2 separate regions of the Homo sapiens genome follow, and region 1 is linked to region 2. A link is a loop called in an ENCODE intact Hi-C map of the cell type or tissue named here. Cell type or tissue: K562. All regions are shown on one strand.

Region 1 (8,000 bases), 70 kb after region 2:
GGCACAAACTAATTCCTTTCATAAGTGAGGTTGTAGAACTCATGATGCCAATACTTAGGCTATATATAAGTGAAGACAGAAAGCCATGTCATTTTCTAAGCTCAACAAAAATAAAAGAGAGGGCTGGGCCTGATGGCTTGCGCCTGTAATCCCAGCACTTTGGGAGGCTGAGGCAGGCAGATTGCTTGAGCTCAAGAATTCGAGACCAGCCTGGGCAACATGATGAAAACTCATCTCTAAAAATATATATAATATAATATAATAATAATAAAATTGAGGATTGCCCATATTAGTCATTTTTTTCTCAAATATTCCTGGTAATAAGAATACCAAAAGCATAGACATTGCTATGACATGTAGCAGAAAATACTCTGGCCTGCCAGGTGCAGTGGCTCACACCTGTAATCCCAGCACTTTGGGAGGCTGAGGTGGGTGGATCACGAGGTCAAGAGTTCGAGACCATCCTAGCCGACATGCTGAAACCCCATTTCTACTAAAAATACAAAAAATAGCTGAGCGTGGTGGCACTCGCCTGTAGTCCTAGCTTCTTGGGAGGTTGAGGCAGGAGAATCGATTGAACCTGGGAGGTGGAGGTTGCAGAGAGCTGAGATCACGCCACTGTTCTGCAACTTGGTGACAGAGTGAGACTCTGTAAAAAAAAAAAAAAAAGAAAAGAAAAAAGAAAAGAGAAAAGAAAATACTACTCTGGGCTCAGAATTAGGAGACCTAAACTTTGGCCCTGTGTGGCCCTAAGCAAGTACTTCTCTTTCGGTCTGTCCTCATGTATAAAATATTGAATAACTACTGAGGAAATGTTTAACCTAAATTTTGATGACTGATGATGTCATTCATCTCAGTTTCAGTTCAGTGTGCATGACCTAATTGACATGACCTAAACACAAACTCTCTCTCTCAAGAAACTTTGAAGGTGACCACAGCAGCTAAAATGAATTGAACTGGGAGAAAAGGAGAGGCAAGATATTAATATTAATTATTCATTCATTTATTTACAAATACTTTTGAGCACTTAATAAGCACCAGACACTACTACAGGTGCTGAGGATACAACAGTGAACAAATCGAAGATCTGGTCTTCTTAGAGTTTATTTTCCAGATGGGTGGATATGTCATGAGCAAATAAACATGTAAAACAGAGTGTGTCCAAAGGTGACAAGTCCTGTGTAGAAAAGCAGAGTGAGAAAGAGGGGGTGCTTCAGGTTGCTTTTATATAGGATAGCTGTGAGTGAGATGGCTTTTGAAGAGAGACCTGCAGGAGGTCAGAGACAAAGTCAGGCTATTTCCTGCTTTGGACTAGCAAGTGCAAAGACCCTGAGGTGGGAGTATATTTGGCATGCTTTAGGGGTTGCTGGAGCACAGTGAGGAAGAGGAAGAGTGGTAGGAGATGAGATCAAAGGGAAGGAAAAATGGAAAAAGAAGCTGGAAGCTGTTATTTATTTGAATATGAATTGTCCCCATCTCCTTATTTGTGAATTTTTTGCTACCTGAATTAGGCAGGGGGAAATATACTGGCTCAGTGTGTTAATAGCATCTGTTCTGATTTGGATGGAACCAGGATCTGATCTGCACAGAAACACAAGTATTCCTTGGAGAGTGAAGCAACATTTCCTTCATTTTCAGCAAAGTTTAACTGATTTTATATCAGTGCCTTCAGTCTCTCCCTTCCTCTAGTGTGTGGCCCTGTAGTAGTCCTACTAACCAACACAATTGTGGTGGATGCAGTGAGACAGGCACCCAGCGTCCATTCCAGCTTCCTTCATGCGTGTCTTCCAGTACTGCAGAGACTAGAAATCTAAAAACCATTTAGATTTCTAGCCCCAGAACTCATCTATGGCTGGATTAGATGCTCTTGCATGAGTCAGGAAGGTGAAAATGAGGCAGAATCACTTCCTGCTTTTCTTGCTCTCTGTTGCCCAATGAGCTTTTTCTGCAGTAAACGCCAGTATCTAGTCACCAGTTTCATGGGCGTGAGAAGGCAATTACAAAGGCAGCAGCGGGAATGGCTTTCAGGGCTGCGTTAGCATGTTCATTGGCCTTAGACACTCTTGCTTTGATGGGCCCCTTCCTCCATTAAAAAAATTAAAAATTTTATGACTGTGTTGGGATAAAGACGAGTATATATTTTTTAAATTTTTTTATTTTCATAGATTTTTGGGGAGTAGGTGGTGTTTGGTTATATGAGTAAGTTCTTTAGTGGTGATTTGTGAGATTTTGGTGCATCCATCACCCAATCAGTGTACACTGAGCCCAATTTGCAGTCTTATATCCCTCACCCCCTCCCACCTTTCCCCCCAGGTCCCCAAAGTCCATTGTGCCATTCTTATGCCTTTGCATCCTCATAGCTTAGCTCCCACTTATGAGTGAGAACATATGATGTTTGATTTTCCTTCCTGAGTTACTCACTTAGAATAATAGTCTTCTATCCCATCCAGGTTGCTGTGAATGCCATTAATTCATTACTGAGTAGTAATTTTTATTTTATGGCTGAGTAGTATTCGCTTTCTCTATATATAGGTCTCTCTATATATAGCTATATAATAGCTCTATATATATAGCTATATAATAGCTCTATATATATAGCTATATAATAGCTCTCTATATATATATAGCTATATAATAGCTCTCTCTCTATATATAGCTATATAATAGCTCTCTCTCTATATATAGCTATATAATAGCTCTCTCTATATATACACATATATCTAGAGAAATTCTATATATACATATAGAGAGATACATATACCTTCATACATATATAGTATGTATTATATATGTATTTATTATATATATAGAGAGAAATACACACACGCACACACATATATATATAGCAAGAGAGAGAGACAGAGATTTATTTTAGGAATTGGCTCACGTTATTGTACAGGCAGGCAAGTCCAAAATCTTCAGAGTGAGCTGGTCACCTGGAGCCCCAGGGAAGAGTTGGTATTGCTGGTCAAGTCTAAAGGCAGTCTGCTGGCAAAATTCTCTCTGCCTAATGGGAAGGAGAGGGAGTCTTTATCTGTTAAGGCCTCCAGCTGATCAGATGAGAGCCACCCACATTATGGAAGATAATCTGCTTTACTCAAAGTCTACTGATTTAAATGGCAATCTCATTTAAAAAATATTCTCACAGACACAATTAGAATAATATTTAAACAAATACTGTGGTCTAGCCAATTTGACACAGAAAATTAACCATCACAGTCCCCATTCACATGGATCCTCTTTCTTCTGCCGTCTGGCCTGAAAGATGCTCTCCTGTGAAATCACTGTTCTCCCAACTGTTTTCAGCATGATAGCCTTATCTTCTCTGCTCAAGTCAGCGGGTGAGGTGGAGCGGCCAGCTCTTTCCTCCCTCCAGTGTGCTTTCTCACCCTTGAACTACCCTCACCCACTCTCACCCTCTGCCCAGTTGAAGACTGTGCAGTTCTCAATGCTGTGACTCACCAGATTCCATCCTCACTTCCCAAGCTTACTTCAGCAGCGGACTCAGTCCTGCTCCTCTGCCCTGCCCTTTGCCATAATCTATATTGACTCTGGAATCCACATTAACCTTTTAGATTCCTTTACCCCAGAGGTATTTCCTGGGTTGAAGACCTCCACCTTTGACCTGCCTTAGTCAGTGTCGTTAACACTCAGGGTAATCTCTGTTTCTGAGATCTATTATCCCATTTGCAGCCACAGCCTGTCATCTCCTTCACCCCACCCAGGAAGCCCATCTCTAGCTTCCCTGGAACCTCTCCTGCGTCACATGATCTATCCCATTTCATTCACTAATTCTATTTGCCTTCACTGCTTCCTGCCTTGCTTACTAGAATCATAGACTCCCTGTGTGCCCCTAAATTCTGGACTTCACTTCCAAAGAACCCATGGAAATAAATGTAAAGTAGTAATAAGGTGGCAATGTGGTAGATAAAATTAGATGGGATTTCCTCCTCCTCTTCTTATTGCTCCTATTCTTCATCTTCCTCTCATTCGTTTTCGTTTGTGTTTCCAGGTAACTGTGCTTTGAAGAAAGAGGTGGAACTTTGAAGCTGTGGCTCATTTCCTTCCCAGAGCCATCTAACTTGAGCCACCCCAGTGCTCCTCCTACCTCTCCATTTCACTTCCAAAACACTTGGTGACTCCCTAGCACGCCAACACAGAGAATCACTGTTCTAGAGGATTTCTACCCTAAAAGCCTCCGTTTTCTTCTCTCAACTCCTCCACCCTGTAACCCCACAAAGTTACACACAGTTACACCTCCTACTTTATAGTGACTACTGAAAATAGTCCTTCCTATTTTGGGATGTGTCCCTCCAGAAACAGATGCTGAGAAAAGGATCCAGGGATCCCAGGAAGCACTGGGAAGTGAGTGCAGAAGTGAGACAGAAAAAGAAAGAAAGCCGGTACAGGGTGTGTTGTGAGTCAGTTGTCACTGCGGGCAGCTGGGGCTCAGACTTCCTGGGGGTCTCAGGGGCAGCATAGATCATGCCTCAGAGTTGTCTCACTTGGGAGGCAAGAGCCTGTGGTATTTATCCATGGCCTCCATCTGTCACTGGTTGAGAGCCACCCCAGGGGTGTTACTCCCTGACACTTCTGTTCTGACCCAAGTGTGGTCAGCTCCCACAGACAGATAAAGGCTGCAGCAGGGTCACCGGCACTTGCAGTAAGGAGAGTCAGAACGTAGGAAATGCTGAGTGTCAGGGACATCTATGGAGCACCAAGAACCTTCTATGTTTCCTATCTAACTAGCTTTACTGTAAATGTAACTATCCCTGTTTCTAGCTTCCTATCCTTTTATTCATTGTCTTAGGTATTCTTGGATGTATCATTTTAATTTAATCTTCTTGACCATAGAAGTTGGCATTATCTCAATTTTATAGAAGAAGAAACTGAGAAATTAAGAGTAAGCAACTTCACAAAAATTACCAAGCTAGTAAGTTCTGGAACTGTTATTTAAAGTCTCAAAAATCCAAGTATTTTCTAGTGGAGCAGAAATGCAAGGGCAGAACCTTGGGACCACCCATCATTATTAGCAATGTCCTGGGTAATAAGAGATGGGTTCAGAGTAGAAATAGAGGGGTTATGTCAGAGAAGGGAAAAAACTCTTCATCTAAGACTGGTTTTGACCCTGTTCCCTGATTCAATTACTATTGACACAGCACACTAAAGCTTAGTAGGCCAGAATCTTACTGTTTCTCCCAGAGGCCCTTATATAATTTCTAAGAACAAAGATCAGATAAAATGCAATTTGCAGAATAAGTGATGTCTGGCATATAATAAGTACTCAATTTAATTTAACAATTATGTATTGATAATCTAATATGTGCCAGGCGTTGGACTAGATGCTAAGAATGATGGTGGACCACAAATATTGACTGACAGAGGCAGGAGTTCGCTTTTGAATATGAAATATATACCCCACATTCTCAAACTAACTAATTATACATAACCATCAACTAACAATGGCCACTTTCACAGTTAAGACGAACCTAGTACTCAATAGTTTTCTCAGATCTGCCTTGACTTATTTTCATTTAACATTTAACAACAGCAGATAATGTTGACGTGAAAAGAGCACACTAAACATAGGATTGCTGTGAGGATTAAATGAAATAAGTGCCAAATCCCAGGCATTTAATATAATTGATCATTCTTATCTTTATTATAGACTGTAAGTTCCATGAAAACAGGCACTGAATTTTTTTTTCTTTTTTTTGAGATGGAGTCTCGCTCTGTCACCCAGGCTAGAGTGCAGTGGCATTATCTAGGCTCACTGCAACCTCTGCCTCCCAGGTTCAAGCAATTCTCCTGCCTCAGCCTCTTGAGTAGCTGGGATTACTAGTGTGCGCCACCATGCCCGGCTAATTTTTGTATTTTTAGTAGAGACTGGGTTTCACCATGTTGGTCAGGCTGGTCACGAACTCTTGACTTCAAGTGATTCATCCGCCTCGGCCTCCCAAAGTGCTGAGATTACAGGCTTGAGCCACCGCGCCCAGCCGAACAGGTAGTAAATTTTTACATGTATATGCAGCTTTTAGAGTAGTGTTTAGTACACAGTAGGCTTTCAGTTCACATTGATAGGCTAAATGAGTAATATGGATATTATTACTCCAATTTCTCAGATGAAATTAATACTCAGAGAGATTGAATAAGCTGCTCACTTTCTCAAAGCTAGTTGCTGTAAGAGTTAGGATAAATGACCTATTTCTTTTTTTTTTATCCTATGTACAGTCATTCCTAATAAATAACGTACTTCTAACTCCACTGTGCCCTAAGGGCTTCTCTAAAGCATGTAGCGTGACGCTGAGCACACAGTAGTTCTTCAACAGTTGCCACTATTGCTGTGTGTCACCGGTCAGCGGTGTGTTATTAGTTCATTACTGTCTTATGATAAACTTCTCCATTGGCTTGCAGGTACAGAGAGCAACTCTGCTGCTTCTCCTCCGGAGTGCGGCATCATCTTCCTGCTCTTCCTTCCATTTGCTCTGTTGGCTCCTACTCCCCTTCCACTGAAGTAACTGTAGCTTTCCCCAGGGCTTAGGCCCAGGCCCTACTGAACCTCTATTTCTGTGTGTTTGTCTGCACGTCTGCAATCACTTCAACTCAAACTGCACCCACCAACGACATGACCCTTAGAAGCTGCCAAATCCTCGTTGCTGAATGGTTTCAGTACTGCTACTGCTGGAGAAAAAGAAGAAAAATTCACATCCTTCCCCCCAAAAAAGAAAGGGGGAAACATGGAACCAGGGAAATTCTGTAAGTAATGGTGAACTGTTTATTCAGGGCTCCAACTCTGCCCTTGCACATGTGCCCCGCTGTGGCACAGTCTATAGTTTTGAACTTCGGATAGTACAGTGCTCAGCAAGTGAAGATATTACCTTCTGGTCTGAGAGCCTCCTGACCAGTCTTGTCAGATTGAAAGATACTGACTTGGCTCTATCAAGGTGGCTTCTGTCCTGTACTAGATGACTTTATATTATTGATATGTAAGCTTCTGAGAGACTTATTTAGACTTCAGTATTACTGACCGTTAGATGCCAGTGATGTGTGGTGAAGTTGCTCAGTGTGTGAAGTCAGAGAATTTATGAGACACCCAAGTGTTCAGACCTACCTCCCAACCCCAGAGCCCAAGAAACGGGCCTCTAAAGTAAAGAGCTTTGTAACTGTTGCTACTGCTGTATCATGGTCCCAGCGTGAGAGAGTCAAGCGTATAGATTTTGGATCTACTGTATAGAAATCTCAGTTTGTTTTGTGGCTCCAGAACTATATCTAGAGTGGTCTTAACGTTTCTGAGCCTCTTTCCAGACTAGTAAATTGAGATAAGGTTACCTGCCTCATGGTGTTGTTATAAAGTCAAAATGAGACAAAATATATGAATTGCTCATAGTGAGTGTTAAGAAATGGTGCTTATTATTATTGAAACAAGAGGACCTCTGAAAGAATGCAAGTCAATGCCTACTGGCTCTTCAGGTCGGTTGGCTGAGAAGAGCATGTGAGGTTATAAAGCCACAGTCCAAAGGGAGCTGAATTCTCTCTGCCTGCACAGAGAGGTCAAGAATGTGGTGCAGTTGGTTAAGTTGTGAAAGTTCCACATGATTATACAGAATTTGCAGTCCTTTGTCAATTTTCCCATAATGACTAAGTCTTTCAAAATAAAAAAGACCTTATGCATATACTTGATAACAGCAAAAGAGACTGGGAAATTGGGGAAAGATGTAAATAATAGCCAATGACTACATATTTCAGATATTGTGCTAATTCCTTTACTTGTGTTTCCTCATCTAATTCCTTGTATCTTCCATGACAGATCTAAGCATTCCATCCTTCCTGGCACCTGGGTCTTCCTGGCACTATGAATTGATAAATTATTACTCCTATCTTAGAAACAAAAGGAAATGATGGATCAGCGAGGCTAAGTAATTTGCCGAAAGTTACACGGCAAGTTGGTGGTACTGAAACCAACATTGTATGGCTCTGGCATCTTTCCTTCACATCTAGGA
Region 2 (8,000 bases):
CTCTTTATGTGATTTCTCCAGGATTTAAAAACAATTTGTAAGTATACTTAATTTATGGCAATACAATTGTTCACATAAATTTAATAATCTGTTTTCTTTGATACCAGGATACCATTAGAGACATTGGTTATTTTATCAAGGTTTTGACTGAAATAGCATAATTTCACATATGAACAAACTGCTTTAAGGAATCAAAGTTGACTTATAGAGGTAATAAAAGCCCCTTGAGAAAACTGGCCTCATACTTTGTCTATGCAGTCCCTTTATAGGGTTCCTGACCTGTGATAAATAAAAAGAGTCACTTTCTGACAGGCCCAGGAAGCCCATATTATCTTGGAACCTCAACGGGAAAAACATTTGCCCAACTAATACAGATATTTGCAGGCACAGATAAATCCATGGTTGGACTCAAGGCTTTAAGAAGTATATCTGAGATTCTTCATTTAAAAAAAGTTAAAGCCAATTAAAGAAAAAAAGAAGCTTATATGGAAAATAATTATTCTTGCTGCACTTTATGCAAATAATCAGACCAAATATAATCAGGCTAAAACTTACTTTGCAAATAAATTTGTCCTACTATGATTTGTTTTTAATAAAAATGGTGACCAGAAAAAAATTATGTGTAAGAAAAAAACTCATAATACACCTGTTGTTAGATTGTAGTCATCTCTATTGTTTTTGAGGTTTTTATTATTTTCTGCAATTTAAAATATCCTGAATTCTTTCCAAGCTACAATTTCCCAAACTAGTGCTTTAACATTTTTTTATCTTCCATTTTTCTTTTTTAAAATTCCTTTAAATTTTGTTTCTTTTTCAGTCTTACTCCTTCTATGTCTTCCATTCAGACATAGACGCAATAAAATTGCTGCTACCTTTTTCCTGAGGCTCTGCAAGCTAAAGCTCATTCCTTGTAATATAGGCAAGAAAAACCTACATTGCTGTGTCCTTCCTTCTCTCTAACCAGAGATGCTTTGAGTCTAACGTCTGAGTAGATTGTGTCTAACATTAACCTTTAGTTTTCTTCAGTTGCCATAAAAATATCTCATTTAAAATTTGTGCTGGGCATACTGACTCATGCCTGTCATCCCAGCACTTTGGGAGGCCGAGGTGGGAGGAAATCTTGAGATCACGAGTTCAAGACCATCCTGGGAAGCATAGCAAGACTCTGTGTCTACAAAAAAATTAAAAAATAAATAAATAAATAGCTGAGTGTGGTGGCAAGTTCCTGTAGTCCCAGCTACTCAGGAGGCTGAGACTGGAAGATCACTTGAGTCCAGCAGGTCAAGGCTGCAGTGAGCCATGATTATGCCACTGCACTCCAGTATAGGTGGCAGGGTAAGGCTCTGTCTCAAAAAATACATAAACATGTGTTTGCCTTCATCACATATAGAGGCCTACCCCATCTACAAGGCCACCTCCTGGAATGGAATATAGCTGTTTAACTAAACTGATCTATTCTCAAGCCAAACAATGACTACAAAATATATGGACTGGTATATTTAAATTTGCTCTTTCCTGTTTATCCCAATTCATCTTTCTAACAACCCCATATGTAATTGTTTCTCAGGGCTATTCACTTGGGTCACTTAGGGCTTTAGATCAATTGTACAAGAATGTCTAAAGCTAGGACTTTCACTCCTTATATTAAAACTGATTATCTCACAGTCTGCTGTTCACTTAAATGCTGTGCTAAAACTATGGATGAGAATACTAACCTGTTTGTCATGCAAGCCTTAAAACCCCAATAAGGCACCCATGAATACATATAGACAGCGGTAAAGTGGCTTCATTCCTCCTACCCTGAGGCCAAGCCCTATTCCAACTTTGCCCTCTGTCAACATAAAAAAGTTAGAGCGGTCATCAGACTTTTTCCATCTTCATAGATCACACCTTAAAAATAAGATATGGTGAAATGCAAAGGAAGGATTGAAACTGCCTTTGTAAAAATTGTCAACAGTGAGAAAATTATGACAGTTAAAGGGACCTGACCTAACCAACTCCATCTTACCTTTAACCTCCAAACTGCCCTTGGTCATTCCTGGGCATGGGCCAAGCTAACTTTGGGAGAAATTTAGATTATAGTTTAACCTTAAATCAAGGATGATAATGGCCCTTCCCAAAACTAAACCACCTTTAGAAAACTAATAAAAGTCTGCAAGTTTAGGATTATGAGAGGAACATGAATTCTACTAAGATGTAAGCATAGTTAAAAAATAACCGTTCATTGTTCTGGAATCACAAGATTTATAACTTCCCCAATTACTCCTGTAAATAACATCACTATTAAAAAACCCAAGATTGGCCTTTTTTATCACTTGAGCCCAGAAGGTCAAGGCTGCAGTGAGCCAAGATTGCACCATTGCACTCCAGCATGAGTAACAGTGTGAGACTCTGTCTCAAGAGAGGGGGAAAAAAAAAAAAAAGGCTTTTAAAGTGTCTTTTTAGACTTTTACATTGCTGTGGCCTGAACGACTCTGCTTTGACCTAGGATCTTGACTCAACTGGCCTTGTGACCCCCACATAGAAGAGTACTCAGCACACAAGGGCTGTTTTCCACTCCCCTATGATTGCATACTCAATCACTCAGCAGCATCCATTCCCTAACCCTCTGCCTGCTAACCTATCCTTTAAAAAACCCTAGCCTCTGAATTTTCAGGGAGGTTGATTCGAGTAATAATAAAACTGCTATTTAGCCCACTCTTCATATATTCAACTCTTTCTCTGTTGCAATCTCCCTGTCTTGATAAATCGTCTCTATCTGAGCAGCAGGCAAAATAAGCCCCTGGGGTGGTTACATTCACTAGAACTTAAATTTTGTGAGACCAGGAATTTTCATCTGTTTTGGTCCCTGCTATATCCCATATGTATGGAACAGTGTCTGGCACATGGTAGGTTCTCCATATATATTTTTGAATGAATGAATGACTAGACAGGATCTATGGCATGATGGTTAAGATACAGTCTCTGGTGTTACGCTAACTGCGATCAAATCCAAACTCTGTTCCTAGTAGTGTTAGCCTGTGTGGATACTTAACTTCCCTGTACTCATGTACTAGTTTTCTCATAGTTAAAGTGGCATTGATAATAACAGATCTTATTTCATAAGGATGTCATTAGCATGTGCTTAGAAACATGCCTATTATGTTGACTATTGTTTCATCTATCTATTGCTGTATAACAAACTATTCCAAAACATCTTGACTTAAATCAACATCTTATTTACTTGCTCATGATTCTTCCATTTGGGCAGGGCTCAGCAGGGAAAACTTGTCCCTGCTCTCTGTGATGACTGTGCATGCTGAAACATCCATGAGAGCTTCTTGGCTCATGTCTGTCACTTCAGCAAAGGCGGCTCAAATGGTTGGAGACAGGCCGGAAGAGCTTGCCTGGAATGGTACATCTGGCACCTTAGTTCTTTCCGTCAGCTGTGTTCTCAGCACTCCTCCATGTACCCAGCCTTAAGACTGCTTCCTTTCCACGTGTCCTCTCATGTGGTGTCTCCATGCAACCCTGAGCTGGCATGTAAAAAGTCTGGCTACCCTCCTTTAAGGAGTGCAAAAGTGGAAGCTTCTAGGCTTTTGAAAGCTCAGTCCTTTTAAAGGCATAAGGTCTTAAAGCTTAGGCTGCATTCTATTGGCTTTTCAACCTTGACACTATTGACATTTTTGGCAAGGTATTTTTTTGTTGTTGTGGGGGACTGTACTGTGTATTGTAGAATGTTTAGTAGCATCCCTGGCCACTACCCACTAGTACAGTAGGAATGCTAGTAGCATCCTTTCTCCACATTCCCCATTTGGGTCAAATAAAAGTGTTTCTAAACACTGCCAAATATCCCCTGGAGAACAAAATCTCTGTGAGAACCACTGGGTTAAAGTAAGTCACAGGTTCAGACCAGATTCCAGGGAGAGGATTGTCAAGGATATGAATACCAGAAAAAATGGTTCATTGAGGGCTGTCAGTGTAACAGAGTATTATTGTCTCTGAATCTTGCATCTCCAAGGAATTCATGTTCCTGAATTCTGCTCATATGTTGAGCCGTCTTTCCTTCTTCCTAATGGGCTTCTCATCCTAGTTGCTTATCTGAGTGTCCCTGCTTGTCACTAGCAGTGCTCTGCAGTTTCCAGCAGTTTGCATATCTGTGTGCTGCTCTTGGCTTCCTCTCTTGCACGACTCTAGAGATAGTCTGACATCAGACTTGCCTCTAGGGTGATTCTTTCCTCTCCCTCCCATCCCCTGTGGTTCAGTGAGTTATCTCTAGTGCTCATGTCGTAGCACATGACCAGGTTCTGGGGACAGATAAGGCTAATCTTGCAGCCTCCTAATATGTCATACTCTGTCATATCCACACGTATACTCAATTGCTCTCTCCCTAAGAGGTACTTGCTTTGCCACCCCTCCCTTCCCACTCCCAATTAACTCTTTTATTTTCTTCAAGATTCAGTTCCAGGCCTGCTTCTTCTAGGAAACCTTCCTGGAAAGCCCATTCTCTAGTCCTATTTAGCAGTTTATTGAGGGCAGAGGACATTTCATATTCATCTTCAAGTTTCCAATACAGTGTCTCTTGCATGGAAGGTATTTCTTAGATCAATACAAGAATGATTTAAAATGCAAAACAAAAAGTTTAAAATTTGAGGAGAGACTGAGAATGTGTAGAAGTGAGTCATATCATTCTCTTGGGGAGAGACTTCTGGGCAGGAGGAACAGCCAGTGCTTGGTCCCTGAGTGTGGAGTTCGCTGAGCGGGGAGTGGCTGTGATGTTTAAGAAAGACCAAAGGGACCAGCTTGGCTGGGGGAGTGAAGGAGGAGAGAGGAAGCCAGAGATGGGATCAGACAGGTAACAGAACAAAGCATCTGGCTGTGTAGGTCAAGGTAAGGGCTCTGGATTTGACTCTGAATGAGATGAGAAGCCTGGTGGAAGTTTTGTGCAGAACAGTGGCTTACACTGAACTGTATTCTTGGAGGATTGTTGTGGTTTCTGTGTTGGAAATAGAATATGACAGGGCCAGGGAGGAAGCAGCAAGACCAGTCAGAAAGCTATAGCAGTAATCTGGTGAGAGATGATAATTGCCTTTCCTGGTGGATTTGATGTGGAATATCGGAACAAGAAAGGTATCAGGGATGACCCCATGGCTTCAGCTCCGAGCAGGAAGAAGGGTGAAACATTTTCTGACAGAAAAGTCTACTTAGGGGAGGAAATGAAAAGTTTAGTATTTACATGTTAAGTGTGAGATGCTTACTGTACATTCCGTTTGTTGCACAGTAGACAGTTGGCAATAAAAGTGTGAAGTGCAGAGAGGCATATAAATTAAAGATACATAAATATGGATGTTCTTAGTTCTATTACTTAAGCTAAGATTGACTTCTGTGATTCAAACAATAACAACAAAATACAATGGTTTATTACAATAGGAGTTTATTTCTCATAATTCCATAGCCTAGGAAAATTCCAGATCATTGGCAAATTGTGACAAGACCTATTTCTGTGGAGAGTTGGGAATAAAAACCTGATTGAAGTCGTTCAACAAAGAATGAGAAAAGGGGAATTGGAAGTGGAGACTGTGTATAGACAATTCATTCAAGGAGTTTTGTTATAAAGGGGAGCCAAGAATTGGGGTGGTAGGTTGAAGGAGATGTAGGCTTGGGACATTTTGTTGTTGTTTTAATTTTTGTATTATTATTATTTTTTACCTGTGTCTAGAAACAAGTTCAGATGTTTTTAATTTTTAAGGCTTTTTTTTTTTTTTGGTCAGGCTCTGTAGCTCACTCTAGAGTACAGTGGCATGATCTCAGCTCACTGCAACCTCTGCCTCCCAGGTTCAAGCCATCCCCCGACCTCAGCCTCCTGAGTAGCTGGGACTATAGGCATGAGCCACCATGGCTGGCTATTTTTTTTGTTGAGACAGGGTCTCACTTTGTTGCCTAGGCTGGTCTCAAACTCCTGAGCTCAAGAGATCTGCCCACCTCAGCCTCCCAAAGTGAGGGATTACAGGCTGGGATTATAGGGATCCCAAAGCTGGGATTACAGGTGTGAGCCAACATACCAGGTCTCTTAAAGCATTTTTTAGTAGGAAAAATTATAGCGTGTTTATATGCTAATGGAAGTGGTTCAGTAGAAGGAAAAAGATTGATGATGCAGGAAAGAGGGAGGAGAATTTCAAGAGCCCAGTAGTTGAATAAGTAGAGAAAATGCCAACCAGAATGAAGACTTGGCTTTAGATAGGAGCAAGGATGATTCATCAATAAAAACAACAAGTGGCCGGGCACGGTGGCTCACGACTGTAATCCCAGGGAGGCAGAGGTGCGTGGATCGCCTGAGGTCAGGAGTTCAAGAGCAGTCTGGCCAACATGGTGAAACCCTGTCTCTACTAAAAATACAAAAATTAGGTGGGCGTGTTGGCAGGTGCCTGTAATCCCAGCTACTCAGGAGGCTGAGGCAGGAGAATCACTTGAACCTGGGAGGCGGAGGTTGCAGTGAGCCGAGATCGTGCCATTGCACTCCAGCAACAAGAGTGAGGCTCCATCTCAAACAAACAAACAAATGAACAAACAAACAAGCTAGCCTGAGCATATGGGCACAGAGGCAGGTAGGGGGATCAACAGGTCTGGTTTGTCTAGGACTGAGGGGTTTCTGGAATCACGGAACTTTCAGTGCCAAAACCAGGACAGCCCTTCATGAACTAGAATGGTTGGTCACCCTAGAAGTAAGAGAATTCATAGGGGGAGTTTATAGAAGTTATCTTTGGTTTGCTTTGAGCATCGCTAAACGAGAAAGGGCAAGACTTCCTCAGTGGCTTCAACTCATTAATAAAATGAGATTATAACCCATCTATGTAACCTAAAACCCAGTGTTATGCTGTGTGAGGAATATTACAATGAATAAGTTGTAGGTCCTGTTCTAGAGGAGTTTAAGCTAGTGTATGAGAAAAAAGAACATGACTACATGTAAGGCAAGCCAATCTGAGATGTCTGTAATGAGTTTATTCACTGTAACTTCTCTGAGTCATGTTCCATGTTCTTCAGGAACCTATTATCTGCTAGAGTAGATAGTACTCAGTAAAAATAATAGGAAACATTTCCTGAGATTTTACTGATTTCCAGCAGCTGTACATCCATTATCTCTTTTCATCTCCATAACAGCTTATTAGATAGGTCCAGCTATTATCACCTTCATTTTACAACAGAGAAAAAAATGCATACTGATTAAGCAATTTGCTCCAGGTCACACAGCAAGTGATGGAAGGTCTTGAACCCTGCTTGACTCTGCAGCCCAAGCTTTTAAACACAACATTACACTGCTTTCTAGAAATTATTATAATGCATGGGAATAAACTATGATTAGCACAGACAAATGTCCTAAAAATTTAGAAGAAGGCAAGGTAATTTTTGTTTGAGAAGAAGTCGTCATGAATGGAACTTGAAGAAGGTTAGTATTTCATTAGGCAGAGGTGAGGGGAGGACAGGCCAGGCAAAGTAACCTCAATAAGCACAAAAGTTCTTTTTTACCACCTCCAATTCTCATGGAGTCCCCAGCTCTGTGATCTGCTTGGTTTTCCTTCCTCTGCCTCCAAGAAGGATGTTTGAATTTTCAGAAGGTGGAATCACAGCATGAAATGATGCCTTTGACTTTCTTACATGCCTAGCTTACCTTTAGAGTTCTAGAATAGAGAACTCTGTTCGTCTTCAGGAGAATTAACACATGAGTGAATAAACGGATGAATGAATTCATTGCTTAAATACATTTTTTAAAAGTATGACACATACAGAAAAGTATGTGGACAATAAGTATCTTCATTAAGTGAACATCTGTATGACTGGCATTCAGATTACAAAACAGAGCATTACCAATACCTCGGGAGCCCTCGTTATGCTGCTTTCTAATTATTACCCCTCATTCCTTGCCAGGGATAATGACTCTCCTGACTCCTAAAATAAAACATTCACTTTCCCTGTTTTTAAACTCCGTACAAATAGAATTCTACATTTTGTTGTTTTTCGTATTT

What was found. Hi-C counts contacts between places; a loop is a spot of excess contacts. Peaks named below come from ENCODE experiments on the same cell type or tissue, not always from the same donor. Only the 100,000 strongest peaks of a DNase experiment are listed, where the experiment ranks them.
Region 1: a loop joins it to region 2, with 4 times the contacts of the local background. A loop is called at or near these places in 2 of 110 quality-filtered maps.

The regions. Positions count from the first base shown.
Region 1 is chr4:78,618,181-78,626,180 of GRCh38, reverse strand. It overlaps LOC124900721 (a long non-coding RNA gene), which reads right to left. Exons shown (of 2, transcript XR_007058152.1): 2 at 2,840-3,007. Among named protein-coding and RNA genes, the nearest start is that of LINC01094, 24 kb to the left of the region's middle. In K562, no CTCF peak of the experiment used is centred here; DNase peaks (open chromatin) are centred at 3,330 and 4,570; H3K4me3 peaks cover 387 bases.
Region 2 is chr4:78,688,385-78,696,384 of GRCh38, reverse strand. No RefSeq gene overlaps it. Among named protein-coding and RNA genes, the nearest start is that of LINC01094, 46 kb to the right of the region's middle. RefSeq lists cis regulatory regions at 3,868-4,546, 4,712-4,818. In K562, no CTCF peak of the experiment used is centred here; DNase peaks (open chromatin) are centred at 2,514, 4,184 and 4,774; H3K4me3 peaks cover 593 bases.